2 separate regions of the Homo sapiens genome follow, and region 2 is linked to region 1. Evidence: chromatin loops called from intact Hi-C (ENCODE). Cell type or tissue: heart left ventricle. All regions are shown on one strand. Links, peaks and the distances in the headings refer to the core of each region. The heading gives the core; the rest is flanking DNA. Region 1 overlaps LOC101929667 (a long non-coding RNA gene). Region 2 overlaps SLC8A1 (solute carrier family 8 member A1).

Region 1 (2,923 bases), core at 125-2,624:
GAAAGATAATTAGCAGTTAGCTAGGAAAAGAAAATGGTGACTGTATGCAAAGACACACTGGCAGATTCAGAGATCATGTGGAATTCAGAGTGGTTAGATCAGGACATTTATCAAGAAGCGGTGGGTGGAGGGAGGATTCTGAAAAGTTTAATGAAAGTCTGATCTTGAAGGTTTTTATTCTCTAAGGACTTTGGACTTGATTCTGTCGGTAATAAGGCAGTAAAAGGAAATTTAAAGCAGAAGTGATTTGTGAATATCTGTTTTTTATGAAGTTATTTTTAGCATATGAGGATTAATTAGGAATCAGTAGCAGGTAAAGGAGTACGAAAAAAGAGATGTTCCTAGCCTTGGAGAGAAGATGGAGAAGAGGATTAATGCTTGCCAGATGTTCATGAAATGTATTTGACAGGGCTTGCTATTGGTTGGGCTTAAATTGTGAAGGGGTTTGCTTAGGAGGTTAACTTTGAAGTACCTGAAATCACTAGGGGTAATTAACAAATCACTATAAATTCATGCTTGGCGTTTGAGAGAGAGTTGAAGTAACACTGATATACTAGACAAAGTGCAGAGTGGTTAGAATGAAAATATAAATTAACCAAAGGCAAAAGTGCAATGGCAGGGTTTTCATTGTCAGATTGTAGAAGGTGCTATCTTTAGTAGAATTCTCCACTTTCGCAGTTTAGTAGGATTTCTACAGGTTCAACTGAATGAATTATCTTCTGACTCATCCAATATAAATTATATTTTACATGCCCTTTGAATCTCTGAGAAGTGGCTTAATTGGTAGTATATTATCCTTTTTTATTTTTAAAGACATCGAGGTATTAGAACAGTAGTGATATGTTTCTTCATAATAATAACAGTAGTGATTACTAATTACCTTGAAATGTTAACTAGAAGTACAATGCTAAGGGTTATATTTACAGTTCTATAAAGTAAGAACAATTCATAGCCTTATTTTATTACAGATGAAGAAAATGAAGCTTGGAGAGTTCCAAAACTAGGATTCAACTTTGGGTTTCACGTCTCCAAGATCTCATGCTCTACACCAGCGGTTTTGAAATGTTACTGATGCCTAGATCCACCTAGAGATTTTGGCTTAATTGCCGTGAGTGAAACTCAGTCCTAAAAGCTCCCCTGATAATTCTAATTACAGCCAGACACGCAAACCACCTTTTCAAACCTTATCACTTCACTGTCTTCCACTTTGGAAGATACCATCACAATCACAATCTCAATGGCTCCCCCTGGAGCTCAATGCAGATAGTGCACTATGGAGTTGCACAGTGTGGCAGCTGTGCCTAAACACATTCACCCTCTGGAAAACCCTCAAATCCAAGAGTTTGAATAAGTATAATTAATGTAAAGCCCTTCTTTATACTAAAAAAATGAGAGTCTGGAAAAATTTTCTAACTTATTAGGATTATGTAAAAGTTTTTATCATATTGTTTTTATATTTATCAAGAAAAGATATAATCAATATATTTGATTGAATACAGGTATAACCAATAAAAAATCACAGAGTGAGAATATTTTAATTTTTGAAATGGAGGGCAATGTCATGATGTGACTATTCATAGCTATTTTGTTAGAGGATGATAGAAATGATACAACCATGAAATGAGGGGGGTAGAATGAACTGCCGATCTCAAAACGTGCAGTTTTCTCACTGCTTTGGAAAACCTCTGGCTTTACTTACTCGTGTGAGGACTTCACAGAGCTCCTGGCCAACTAGAAGGGGCCAAGAACCTATCCAAAAATAACAAAATCAAGGAAGAGGTAGGACAGTGCTAGGCTGAAGGTCTAGACAGAGTCAGCTCTGTTATGGTGCTGGGAGGGTGCAGTGTGATCCTGGAGACCATGAGAAAAGTTTTATGAATGAAGGCAGTGGGAATGCAAGGAGAGCAATACAAACAGTTGTTCTTATGGAAAGAGAATGGGCATTGGAGATAGATCAGTCTACTCTCATACTTCACTAGCTGTGTGATCTTAGGTCAAATCATTAACAACTCTGAATTTCAGTTTGCTTTTCTATAAAAAGAGGTGGTAATGAACTTATAAATGTGAAAGTACCTAACCCAGAACCTTGTTACTGATTTTTTTCTCCACATTGGCTTCAGCTGAAAGACAGTGGTAGGGAAAGCAGGAAGCTCCAGGGAACAGCAAGGTGGTGGTGGTGGTAAATCAAAGAGAAGGTGAAAATGAGGTGGGCTAGAAATGGAACAGTTTCAAGAACAGACACACACAGTCAATTCCACTTGCTTGCAAACGAAAAACCACCACTGTAACGCAGCAGCCTCTTATCCATCCGGGGTTAATTCAGCTTGCCATGCTTTTGGCAGGATGGGCTGGATGCTCTGTAGGGTCCCCTCAAAAAGAGCACAGGCTACAGTCACTTCATTTTCTAATGCTGCTGCGTGAGTTTTCATTTAATTAAGAAGGCTAACCTTTAGAATGACAGTTTATTTATTTTTTCTTCCTTTAGCTAGTTTACTATGATCCTAATGCAAGCTGAAAATGTGATAGTAAAGAGGCCCAAGGTTTCACTGATAAGGCTAACGTGTTGTTTCTGTATTTACAGAAAAAATATTAATAGGCATATTTATAGATGCATAAGCCAAAATTCCTTTCAGATAAATCTGATCTTAAGTTGGTGGGAACAGTAGGAAAGGAAAGATAAGCCCTGGAGGAGTATATATCAAAAAGACATCCCATATACTAAATAACTGAGGCCCTAACAACACATGTGCTTGTAATTAGCTGTATTAAAAGCATGTAAAGTTAGATTCTTACTCAATCCTCTAAACCTCTGGATATGGAGAAGTAGCTACTTAAAGCCTCTGTTGTGCACAGTGTCTGCGGTGCTCTCTAGACAGAATGGCCAAATGAACCAGAGAGAAAGGGGAGAGTGACCCGTTATGGT
Region 2 (2,923 bases), core at 148-2,647, 110 kb before region 1:
CAGGAAATTATTAATTGTTCTCACTTACCATGCAATGATATCAACAAAGTAATTAATCTGTCTTTTTAAAAAAATTAAGATGATCTTTAATATTTACATCTAGTTTCCTAGATCTATTACATGTACAAGAAACCATTTGTCTGAATTGGTATCACACTAGCATTTTCTAGGTTACGGGCATTAATACATATTGCAGAATGATACAGTCGAATCTATTCAAGATTTTAAGGATATAATTTCACTCTAGGGAAAATATTTTGCCCACTCCTCAGAGGACTTAAATGGCTAAATCTTCAAGAAAGTATCAAATTTGTATTACCCTTGTTGCTCTAGAAGCCAAATTTTGGAGAGTTTATCTTTGCCTTTGTCTGGCTACTCTCTATCCCTCCCCATCAACAGCCCCATTCCTGGGCACTCACATCGCCCCAAACTTCCCCACCAAAATGGCCCTGAGTGCACTAACTGGGCAGCAACCTAGTTTTAAACCTCTTTCACATTCTCTGTATTTTCCTGTGTTCCAGGCCCCCAGGACTTTGTCTGCCAGTTGACCTGATAAACCAATCCAAGTTAAAAAAAAAAAAAAAAAAAAGAAAGAACATATGCTAATGATTTGTGAGAATTAATGGTAGCTCCTTCTCGGATAATATTTCATTTTATTAGGGTCTATTAGATAGAATTCCTTTATTCAAATGAATGGTTCTAATTGTGAAAGTTTCAGATACTATTTTGCCCAAGAAATAAATGCTTTGAACCTGGGAATGCTTTGCCCACCCTCAAATCACTGTATAGACTGCTGCCTGCAATGCACTTGCCCTTGATCACAAAAGCATTTTCTTTGCTTCAGCTGCCAGAGCTTTTCCTCTTCCACATGTTCCCCTCCTTCTACTGAAACTCACTAGGAAGTTTCAGGTAAGGTGGAAATGTGATTCACTTAAACTTTTGTCTTGTTACTGTCTACACTCTTGGCTGGGCAGATCAAAGGACAATCACAAATGTAAATTTAAAACACCTACTGTTCAATATAGTCTCTGCAAAGAGAACTTACAAAAATCACTTGAGGCAGCAAGGACTACGAGCAACTGTCTTATAAGTCAATGCACTGGAAAATACATCAGAAAATGGACTGTTTGATTAATAAGTACTACTGAGAACCTAGTCATTGATTAGGTCTTCAAAATATATATTGTGTAAAACGTATTTTGTAATGTATATGTGTGCATGGAGGACTGGGGATGGAAGGTGACAGAGTGGGGAGGCCAGGGAGAGAAAGAGAGAAAAAGAGATTTTGGAAGAGGAAGAAAGAAAACCGAAAGTAATCCCGCTGCACTTAATGAGGCCCCATTGGACTAGTCCTGAATCCAAATCTGAATCTCAAAGGCAGACGCTGAAAGCTCACATTCTCAGAATCTAGTCCATCCCAATGGGTCAGAAAACACCTGATATTTATTTCCACTAAATCTCAGCTATATCTCTAGGGAACAGAAATACCTTCGTTTAAAAAGAAAAGTGGAAACAGCTAGTACAGAAATCCACTGGTTTTGTTAGCCACCTTTACTACCAAGAATTAGAGCCAAAGTGATAGACAGCTAAGGGAACCATAAGTGATGTCAGATAGGATTCTGGAACCCAGAGAAAGTCAGGCAGAACGTTTGCCACAAGAGGGAGCAGTAGAATTTGGTCAGATGGGAGACCATTTGGTAGGGGTTATGATGAGGGGTGTATGAGGTATGGGAGGTTATGATGAAGGATTTAACTACAAGTATGGGTGATATTTGGATAATATTTTAGCAAAACACATTTATCCTTGGGGGCAAAAACAAAAAGATAAAGGGACCAGGAAGAGTAGAGAGATAATAGCATGTTGATTCCTAAATTCTTAGCAAATATAAAGTGACAATTTAATGTTTACTTGAAAGCAACATACTACGAAAATATAAAACATGCAACATATGTGCTCTAACAGCCTCTTCTAGAGGCTGCATTTCTTTTTCCAGATCTAATTTATATTTCAGTTTGAATTTTGTTTATTGCCATATTTTTAGGGCAGTCTCCTTCTTATCTATATACTATCCTCCCTGTACCTAAAAGGCATCACAAAGAAAGAACTTGTCTCACTGAATTGCAACATTAAAAAAAAAAAACAAAAAACAAAAAACAACAACAAAAAAAAACACACAGACATTAATGTCCCAAAATGCACTTACTTTGAGACAACCACATCTATGAGCTAAATGAATGCCTTGGCTGGCTTTTTAAAGGGGAATTGCAACTTCCTTGGATCTGCACAGCTTTTCTCATCATTTATTTTGTCAAAGAAATAGATTGAATACTAAGAGGAATCATGTGTTTATTTTGCAAGTAAATAAAAGTCTATATTTGCCTGGCAAAAGCATGTTAAACATAGCTTTTTAACAGATGCTGAAGTTCTCTTGGAATATATTTTATTTTTTCAAAACACAGAAAGCTTAACAGAGCAATTAACATAATTCCTGCAAATAGTCCTATAGATGTTACTGACTATACCTCACTTTCCATTTGTAATTTTATTGGGAGTCAAAGCACTGTTACTCCCATGCTCTTTTCTTCCCCTGGTCAACAAAAGGGCTATGTGCTTAATCTGAAACGTTACAGTAGGAACCACTATATAATAATATTAAAGTAAAGACATAGGTAGATAGATACATAGAAAATAAGCCTTCATATTTTAGTTCATTACTCTCCTCCTTCAGCCCTGTTAAGCTTTCAAGACAGTAAAGTCTGATTATCATGACACTCTTACATCCTTTGTAGCCCTATACAGCTCAACAATAAATAATGGTTTATCTCTGTTCAGTCCTTTTTGTTGCTGTTGTTTTTCTAGGAATTAATCATTTTTTTAAAAAAAGACAACAACCATTTTAAGGGGACAAAATCAGGGCTTCTT

Evidence for each region. A loop is a pair of places that touch in the nucleus more often than their neighbours do. Peaks named below come from ENCODE experiments on the same cell type or tissue, not always from the same donor. Only the 100,000 strongest peaks of a DNase experiment are listed, where the experiment ranks them.
Region 2: it touches region 1 in a loop (7-fold over the local background); 37 of 110 quality-filtered maps call a loop at or near these places.

Annotation. Positions count from the first base shown.
Region 1 is chr2:40,553,642-40,556,564 of GRCh38, forward strand. All of the region lies in intron 4 of LOC101929667 (a long non-coding RNA gene), which reads left to right. Among named protein-coding and RNA genes, the nearest start is that of SLC8A1, 100 kb to the left of the region's middle. In heart left ventricle, for the core only: CTCF peaks have their summits at 1,251 (motif pointing left) and 1,455; no DNase peak of the experiment used is centred there; H3K27ac peaks cover 17 bases.
Region 2 is chr2:40,447,020-40,449,942 of GRCh38, forward strand. The region is part of intron 1 of SLC8A1 (solute carrier family 8 member A1); the gene reads right to left. Among named protein-coding and RNA genes, the nearest start is that of SLC8A1, 3.6 kb to the right of the region's middle. In heart left ventricle, for the core only: a CTCF peak has its summit at 1,654 (motif pointing right); no DNase peak of the experiment used is centred there; H3K27ac peaks cover 702 bases.